Linked DNA regions of Mus musculus: region 1 is linked to region 2. Evidence: chromatin loops called from intact Hi-C (ENCODE). Cell type or tissue: heart. All regions are shown on one strand. Links, peaks and the distances in the headings refer to the core of each region. The heading gives the core; the rest is flanking DNA. Region 1 holds the start of Zfand2b (zinc finger, AN1 type domain 2B). Region 2 holds the start of Dnajb2 (DnaJ heat shock protein family (Hsp40) member B2).

Region 1 (4,387 bases), core at 257-4,256, 66 kb after region 2:
CAGAAGTGTGAAGGGGTTAAAATGGGGAGAGGAGAAATGGGTAGGCCTACCTGCTTGGGGAGGATGATGAAGGCAAGGTCCGGCTTGGACTGGGGGCGGTGCTTGTAGAAGCCAGACCTTGTGCTCTAGAAATAGCAGCAAGCCTGAAGGGAAGAAAAGAAAACCATTCTAATAAATCTTCCAGCACAGGCTTTGGGTGTCAGGAGGGTAGTCAGTAATTTCAGCTACCTGGAAAGTTCAGACTGAAAAACTGAAAATTGTACAGGGCACAGTGAGTTCAATGACAGCCGGGGCAACTTTGTGGACTCTTGTCTCCAAGGAATAAAGGGAGCTGGAAGTAATGTATGCTGTAATTTCAGCACTGGAGGGTCTGAGGCAGGAGGACTGCCACAAGTTTGAAGCCAGCCTGGGCTAAGAAGTGAAACCTCTCAAAACAACAAAAGGGCCAAGGCAGTACCTCAGGGGCAGAGTGCTTGCTTGCCTAGTTTCAGTCCACAGCACTGCAAGCAAAATGGAGCAAAAAGCATAAAGACTGCCTTGGTCAAGGAAGACATGGCTGAAGCAAAGCAAGTTGGCTATTTGGTGGTAATTACCCTGCCCTGCTGGTCTGATGACCTTCCCCAGAGCATTCATGGTCCAGGGGATGACGGTGCTTGATGCAGAAGTTTCGGCCACAGCGATCACAAGTCAGTTTCATCATCTCCCGCTGCCGGCAGCCAGAACGTTCACACTTATTGGTGAAGATCTGAGATGAAACAGGGTTTGTTATTTAGGAAACTCATCTTCTCCTCTGGCCCCCATGGAGCTAGCCTTTTGGGTTTGCAGATGTCCGTATACTACGCTGGGTTGTCTCACTAACCCCTCCATTATTTATTTACCTTGCGTTTTTGCTGTGCTGGGTCAGAACGACAGTCTCTGTCAATGTGCTCTCCCACAGCACGGTCAGGAGGCTCTCCTCTGGCCACCGGCACAGGCACATTACAGAGAGGGCACACAGGTACCTGGATATCCTATAGTCAAGGGTCAGGAGTCAGTATGAGAGCCAAGCAATCTCTTAAAGAACCCGGATATACCACTCACAAATACACAAAAAACAAAGTTACCCAGTGCTGGGCTTAGAAACACAATAACTAAGAGGGGAAAACATAAAATAGACAGATCCTGAAAGCATCTGCACCCGCTCTCCTCTCCATACACCAACCCCTGCCACCCTCACGATCGCCCCCTCACCTTTTGGTAAGCTGATCCACAGTGATGCTGGGCGTAGGCCACATGGTCTGCGCAGAAGATGCCCGAGCAGGCATCGCACTTGAGTGGCAAAAAATCTACAGAGAATGGGTCAGATTGCGGGTTCAAAGGAAACTTAGATGTCCTTTCCTCTTGCGCAAAGCTGCTACTCAGGTAGGAAAAACTCTGCCCTATTTGCAACACACTGTACCTCTTTCACAGTACACGATCAATTTGGCCACGCCCCTAGTCTCCGCCCACAACTTCGAGCCCCGCCCTCCTGGCCTTTCCAGCTCCAGTGCTCACCCTCCTGGCCCTACCTGCAGTCCCCAGCCCCAGCCGTCCGGCCCCGCCTCCCGCGTGCTCCGCCCCTCACCCAAGCGCTGACAGCTCGGCTCGGAACAGTGAGCCCCGAGGTCCGGAAACTCCATCGCCTGGCCGTGCGGGGCCTGCTGCGGGGAAGAAACGAGAGCTGAGCGTGCCAAGGACTCCCGCTCCGGGCCCCGTCCGCAACACAGCAACTCCGGGGGGCTCCCCGCCCCGCCCCTTCCTCTCCCCCGCCCAGCACAGGTTACCGAAGCCTGAGCGTCCGCCGGCCCGCAGCCCCTACTCCTCCTCCCGAGGGCTCGCGCGCTCTGACGTCATCACGTTGGGCGGGTCCATCCCGGGCAACAGTAGATTGCAGGCGGAGAGTCCCAGAAGAGTTGAGCCACGCCCGGGAGCGGGTGTAAAGCTTAGAAGAGTTTTTTCAGAACCAACCAGTGAAGGCAAAGATGGACGTGTCGGTGGACAAGGGTGGTTTGGAAGCAGTTCGGCCTTTAGCCTGCTCACTTCGTCACTACCTTACTTTTCTCTAGCCATTTCTCCAGACCGAGGCTACCTCTTTTCTGTGAGGAGTTACAGTGTTTCTCAGTGGTGCAGATTCCTCTCCAGGTTTTAGTGTTGATGTTCACCCTCTAAGACATCCCTAGCCCTTGTCGGTATGATCTGAGCACACCTGCTCTGTCTTCTCCTCCCCTCCATCCCAGTTTACACGTCACCTCATTGAAATCAGCTGTTCACCAACCTGGCACAGTGTCTCAAGCCTTTACTCCCAACACTCAGAAAGCAGATGCAGGTGAATCTTTGTGAGTTCGACATCAGCATGGTCTACATATCGAATTCTAGGACAGCCAAGACTACATAGAGACACCCAGGCTCGGGGGTGAGGGAGGGAGGGAGAGAGAGAGAGAGAGAGGCATCGGCCACACAAAGGGGACTACCTGGTGAAAAGAGACATCCATAGTGAAAGGAGAGAAGACGAAAAACCCAAGAGAACTGCACACCCTTCCCTTCAATGATAAAATTAAAATATATCAAAGAGTCAAGGATCAGCTCTACCTGTTTCATACTGGGCCCTGCCTGGCACATAATACCTAAAGTACAACAGTCTCAGGTGAAACTCACTACATAGCTATTTTAAACAGATGCCTGGGTCCTAGGACTTCTGACTCAGAGGGGAGCTCCAGAAGGAATGGTAACACATTTCTAGTATGTCTCAACTTGAAAAACACTAGCCTAGCACATTCTCAGGGGTTCTGGAATGTTTTTTGAAGAGTGGCAGTCATTAAACTGGTGTACACCTTTAGGAACCACAGACTGAGACCTTCCTGGCTCAGCACATTTTGCTTCTCACACAGCTTCTCCTACTTGGAATTGGTAGTCACTCTACCTTCCCGTAGGTCTAGACGTGGAAACAAGTAATCAGGTGAAGTAAACAAACAAACAAACAAAAAACCAGTTTCTGCCTCTCAACTTTCCCCTCCTCTTCCTTTGATTTTCACTCTAAGACCGGTAGAAATTAAGACAGTCTTTCCTGGCTACCTCAGGCAGAAGCCCTGTTCTCAGCTCTAACTGTACCCAAACACCTTGACTTGGGTCATCTGCCGACTTACATGCCTGCCACACTCATGTGCTTGTTGGTTGTGTTATATCAGCAAACTCTGGGTTCGACTGAGAGGCCTAGTCTCAATGAATAAAGAGGAAGAGCAACCTCAACCTGCCAGATTGATTCCCAGCATCAGCCACAAGCCTCAGGGTACACACAAATGCATGTCCACACCTCCCCACACATGTGACCACACACATGCAAATACACACAAATACATGTCCACACCTCCCCACACATGTGACCACACACATGCAAATACACACAAATACATGTCCACACCTCCCCACACATGTGACCACACACATGCAAATACACACAAATACATGTCCACACCTCCCCACACATGTGACCACACACATGCAAATACACACAAATACATGTCCACACCTCCCCACATGTGTGACCACACACATGCAAATACACACAAATACATGTCCACACCTCCCCACATGTGTGACCACACACATGCAAATACACACAAATACATGTCCACACCTCCCCACACATTTGACCACATACATGCGAACATGATTATGTACAAACACTTAGGAAATTGGGAAAAAGAATAATAAAAGTCTAAACCTATTTTACGTGGTTTAGTTTAATTTTGTGTAAATAGTATATCTCATTGGAAAAAATTATATTTCTCTGGCCCTCTGTTAAATCCTCAGCCTTCTAATAAAAAGTCAAAAGCAGAAGCCAGGTTGAAGTAGACATTTCTGGCTTCTTTGGAGACTCAGTTGTGTCGTGTGATGTTTTTCCGGAAGCTGTCTTATGAGAGGATGTTTTGCTGAGAACAGACACATGGTATTTTTCTGGAAACTGCCTGGAAAAAGGGCATGTGATGTTTTGCTGGAGTGGATACTTGAGAGGACTTGTGGATATTTGGAAAGAGTAGAAGTATAATCCACCGGTCTCTGACATTGGTTAGCCTTGTCACTCTTTACTGGTCTTCCTTTGACTTTGCTGATGCAGATCTTCACTAACAGTGCTGTGGCATTGGTTAATCTTGCCTTCTTTGCTGATCATTGCTTGTTGTGACTTCGAGACATCATAGAGAGAAACGCACCAGATAACTTCTCGTTCTCATAATATTCTGGCTTGCCACTTCTTTGGACTTGGATCAATTTGCAGAGCCTCAGGGTTTCTTCTGGATTGAACTGCTGTTGCTGATTTGTGAATGGTGTTTGTGAGTGGATCAAGGTACCACTGCTGATTCATGTGAATTGA
Region 2 (4,387 bases), core at 228-4,227:
ATGGCAACTCAGCGTCAGACGTCCCTCCTCCAGGCTGCGGGAGAGAAGGGGTCAGGCCGACAGAGGCACCGCAGCTCCGTGCGGCCGCAACCCCGGGCAGGCAGGCGACACTTCGAGGTGGAATCGGGCCGGGGAGCCACGCCTGCGGCCAGTGACTAGGCTCCTTCGCAGCCTTTATCTGGTCCCGCAGGCCGGTGCCCAGGGCTATCTCACGGCAGGAGTGGGGAGCCCTACCCGAACCCCCTAAGTCTAGTAACCCGATCTGAACCCCCAACCTGACCCAGCTGGGACCGCACCTCCTCTGCCGGGAGTCCCGCCCCTGCCCCCCGCAGGGGAACCGCCTAGCACCCGCTGCCCGGCTCGCGGCCACTGCGTACGACACGCCAGGCTGGGTTGTGTGCGCAAGCATGCGTCAGCGCCCTGGAAACTACTAGAGACTCAGAGGGCCGGCTCGGCCGGTCACACGAGGGGGCGGGGGCGGGGGGGGCGGGGGCGCTGCAGGGGCTGCTGGGAGATGAGGGCGGAGCCGTTTATTTTAGTTTTTCACCCAGGCGACGTCATTCCCAGGTGGGACTTAGGAGGCTGAAGTCGGCTATATCTTTCCAGCTATGACGCAGTCTCTCAAACACAGGCAGAGGGGCGGTCCGCAAGCTAGGTGCGGGTCCCCTGTCCTGTCGCTGGCCTCTAAAAGTGCTTCACGATCCCTGAGTACTTCCCCCAGGCCATCACCTCCAAGACTCACCGAGTCTCCTCTGGGCCTAACCCTTCTTCATAGCTTAGCTCCAGTGCTAAGTCTTCAAAAGAGGCTGCCCTGGCTCCCCTGAGTAGGTCAGACCTGCTTTTTATAGAGTCTCGTGGCATTTTCTTCTCCACACTGTCAGAGCCACAAATTAACATTTATTTGATGATCATCTATCTCCCCCAGTAGAATGTAAATTATACAAGGTAAGAATTGTGTCCTCCTTCGTTCGTCATCCCCTTAGTCTTTAGTCAGAATTGAAACGTATCAGTTGGACAGCCGAATAACACTTGGAAGACTTTTAACATTTTTGACCTAGAAAGGGTGAGGTAGAAGAGCCTAGTATGAGGAAATTAGTAGACTCAACGTTTCTCTTCCACAGCTGATCGTAAGTAGATCTATTTAGCCTCAGAATGATTTCTGGATTCAGATCTCAGGAAAAGGGAACCTTCCAGAAGTGGGTCTTGTTTTATTCCATCTGGCCAATTCCTAGACATTAGTGTACTGTTTTCTTAGTAGATGCTGCCAGAAGGTACTAAGAATGTAAAGCTATGGGGATAGCTTAGGGGTAGAGTGCTTGCCCAGCAGCCGCCAGACCTTACTTAGCCTCAATTCCCAGCACTGGGGGAGGGATAAAAAATGGCATGGGATGTCACACACACACACACACACACACACACACACACACACACACAGCCTATCAGCAGAACCCACTGGGAAACTCAGAACTCTGAGAGCAGGGAGACCTGGCCTTGCAACCGGATGCTGCTGTGTGACTTGGGAACATCCAAGGCCTGTTTTCCCCCTTAAGTATAGGTAACACCTAGAGTTGTTAGAAGTCAAATGAAGCATGGTTTATGGAAGCTGTTATTAGCATAATGCTTTCTGGTGTCACACATGACCCAAGCAGGAATGGTTGTATGAGTCCAGTCAGTGTTTCAGGACAGGTGACCTGGGGACATCTCATCAAAGCAACAGCTTGAGCACCAACCAAGGGAAGGCTGCCGTCATTTTGTCCCCTTTTCCTGTCTCCCCACCTTCTGAACTCCTGCCTACATCTAGAGACTTCCTACCTACACTTGGGGAATTTTGGTTGTTTCAGCCTTAATAAGAGATGAAGTATCTACCACAGAACTTTGAGGCTCTTGCTTCCCTGATCTAAGGGTGCAGGCACAAGATGAGTTCTGCCAATGAGAAGTCACGACTAAGTGGGACTTCAAATCTGAATAGAGAAAGAGAGATGAAGGTGAAGGTGGCTAAGAATTTGCTTCTGTGTAGTGCAGGTTGCTGTGGGTCCTTCAGCGGCCTCTTGTGCCTGGAGGAGGAAGTGTCTGTCCCCGTGCTGAGGACAGATGATCACTGTCGGGAGGGAGGGGACAGAGCTGCCAGACCTCCTTTGTCACTGCTGTTTGAGGTTTGGCTGCCAGCCCTGCATTGACTGAATCGATGCGAGTTCCATACGTTGCTAATTTGAGGGTGATTTAGTGGCGGGAAATGGTTGATTTAGTTTAGTTTTGCTTTGCTTTGCTTTATTTTGTTTTGTTTTGTTGGTGGTTTAATTTTCTTGGTTAGCTTCTGCTGATTGCAATCGAATTCTGACTGACCCAAGGACCAAGAAGTACTTATATTTGGTTTAAACAAATCAAGAGTAAGTAAATTACTCCAAAATCTTCCAAGTTTTTGCTATTTTTCTCTTTCTCTCATCTCAACACACAGCAGGCTAGCACCTACCAGGAATGTGATATTAAGAAAAGCCAGGCTGGAGAGATGGCTCAGTGGTTAAGAGCACTGACTGTTCTTCCAGAGGTTCTGAGTTCAATTCCCCCACAGGGTGGCTCGCAACCATCTGTAATGGGATCCAATGCCCTCCCTGGTGTGTCTGGAGACAGCTACAGTGTACTCAGAAACATTAAAAAAAAAAAAAAGGATAGAATAGAAAAGCCAGGACTGGTGAGATGGCTCCTCTGATCGCCACTTGGATGCTATGTATGACTCAGGTGTGTGCATACAATAAACATTGCACCTGCACTATAGTCTAAATCCGAGGTGTAGTCTCAACCTTTGGAAGGCTGAGGAGGGAGAGCTACTTCAGGTTCAAGGCCAGTCTAAATAGTGTCAGCTCAGCCCGGACTGCAGAGTGAGGACCTGTCTACACAAAGAAACAAAGAATGCAGGAGGCTGAGACCAAAGGGTCAAAATTAGAGGGCAGCCTGAGCTATGTAACCAATACTTAGAACTTGACAGGATATAAATGAATGCATGGAACATACCTAGCAGAAGCAGATAAAGGCTTACTTTTCTTCATTCACAAAGGAAGTCAAAAGAATTTGCAAAACAAACTTCTTTTTAAAAATTTTAATACTGCCAGGTGAATGTACTTCCAGGACTCAGTATAATTTTTATAAACCCATTCTTGGGGGAGGGGAGGCATGGTCCGAGAATGGAGTCATGTGAGGAGATTTCTTAGTGCTTGTGACCTCAGTGTCCTCAAAACATGAGATTATTCTTGGACTATGCTATTGTTCCCCTCTCGGGTGTAGCAAGGAGGAGTGAGGTTACTTCAGATTTTTACTTCAGATTATTTGTTACAATTGCCCATTACCCGTTTATGTGCTTCTGTGGAAAAACACGTTTTCTGTCAAGTGTGAATTGTCTACTCCCTGTGTCCTGCCTTGTGATTGTACACTTTACCCATGAGACTTCTCTTAGCCCTCAGAGTATAAATTGATGCTCTGGATAAAGAGTTGGCTGTTGCGTGAGACTTTACTCTGCCTTATTTATCGACTCATTCTCCCAGGTCCCACCACCTCTAGCGTGGTAGTGGGGAATGTTGAGACAAGGCTTCATCTAGCCAGCCTGGCCTACAAAGCAAGAACTACGCAGTCACTGACTCAGGGCTACACAGAGAAACCCTGTCTTGAAAACAAACAAACAACAAAAAAACCACAAATGAATAAACAGTGGAAATTATGTTAAAAAATAAAGAGGGACTGGAGAGATATGTGGTTCAGAGCCTGCAGAGCTTTTACAGTGGATATGTTTGGATCCCAGTATCCACACTAGGTAGCACCCAAATACAGCCTTCTGCAAACCCAGCCTCAGGAGATCTGATGCCCTCTTCTGACCTCCGTGGGCACCGGTATGCATAGATACACACAGAGACACATACAAACACACATTGCTTTTAAAGTAAATCTTGTTTTATTTTGTTTGGTTTTTGCATCACGTTTCTCCGTATAGCCCCGTCTATCCTGGAACTAACTCTGTAGAATTTAGCGATCCACCTGCCTCTTGAGTGTTAGATTTAGTCACATACCACCGTGCCAGGCTTTTAAAAAATAAGTCTTTGGGCTGGAGAGATGGCTCAGTGGTTAAGAGCACTGACTGCTCTTCCAAAGGTCCTGAGTTCAGTTCCCAGCAACCACATGGTGGCTCACACCCATCCGTAGTGAGATCTGGCGCCCTCTTCTGGAGTGTCTGAAGACAGCTACAGTGTACTTATAATAAATAAATAAATCTTTTTTAAAAAGTCTTTATTAAAACAAACAAACAAAAACAAAAACAAAAAAACTCAGGTGCAGTGGAACATACCTGTAATGCCAGCACCTAGGAGGATCATGAGTTGAAGGCCAAGTTGGATTACATAAC

Evidence for each region. Hi-C counts contacts between places; a loop is a spot of excess contacts. Peaks named below come from ENCODE experiments on the same cell type or tissue, not always from the same donor. Only the 100,000 strongest peaks of a DNase experiment are listed, where the experiment ranks them.
Region 1: it touches region 2 in a loop (1.9-fold over the local background); 1 of 42 quality-filtered maps calls a loop at or near these places.

What each region holds. Positions count from the first base shown.
Region 1 is chr1:75,166,123-75,170,509 of GRCm38, reverse strand. It overlaps Zfand2b (zinc finger, AN1 type domain 2B), which reads right to left and starts at 1,864. Exons shown (of 10, transcript NM_001159905.1): 1 at 1,803-1,864; 2 at 1,604-1,679; 3 at 1,231-1,325; 4 at 879-1,010; 5 at 594-745; 6 at 51-143. The coding sequence starts at 1,658. In heart, for the core only: no CTCF peak of the experiment used is centred there; DNase peaks (open chromatin) are centred at 1,559 and 1,849; H3K4me3 peaks cover 1,792 bases; H3K27ac peaks cover 1,414 bases.
Region 2 is chr1:75,232,499-75,236,885 of GRCm38, reverse strand. Dnajb2 (DnaJ heat shock protein family (Hsp40) member B2) reads right to left here and starts at 463. Exons shown (of 9, transcript NM_001159883.1): 1 at 297-463; 2 at 1-34. The coding sequence starts at 2. In heart, for the core only: CTCF peaks have their summits at 2,056 and 4,204 (motif pointing left); DNase peaks (open chromatin) are centred at 385 and 2,075; H3K4me3 peaks cover 808 bases; H3K27ac peaks cover 1,473 bases.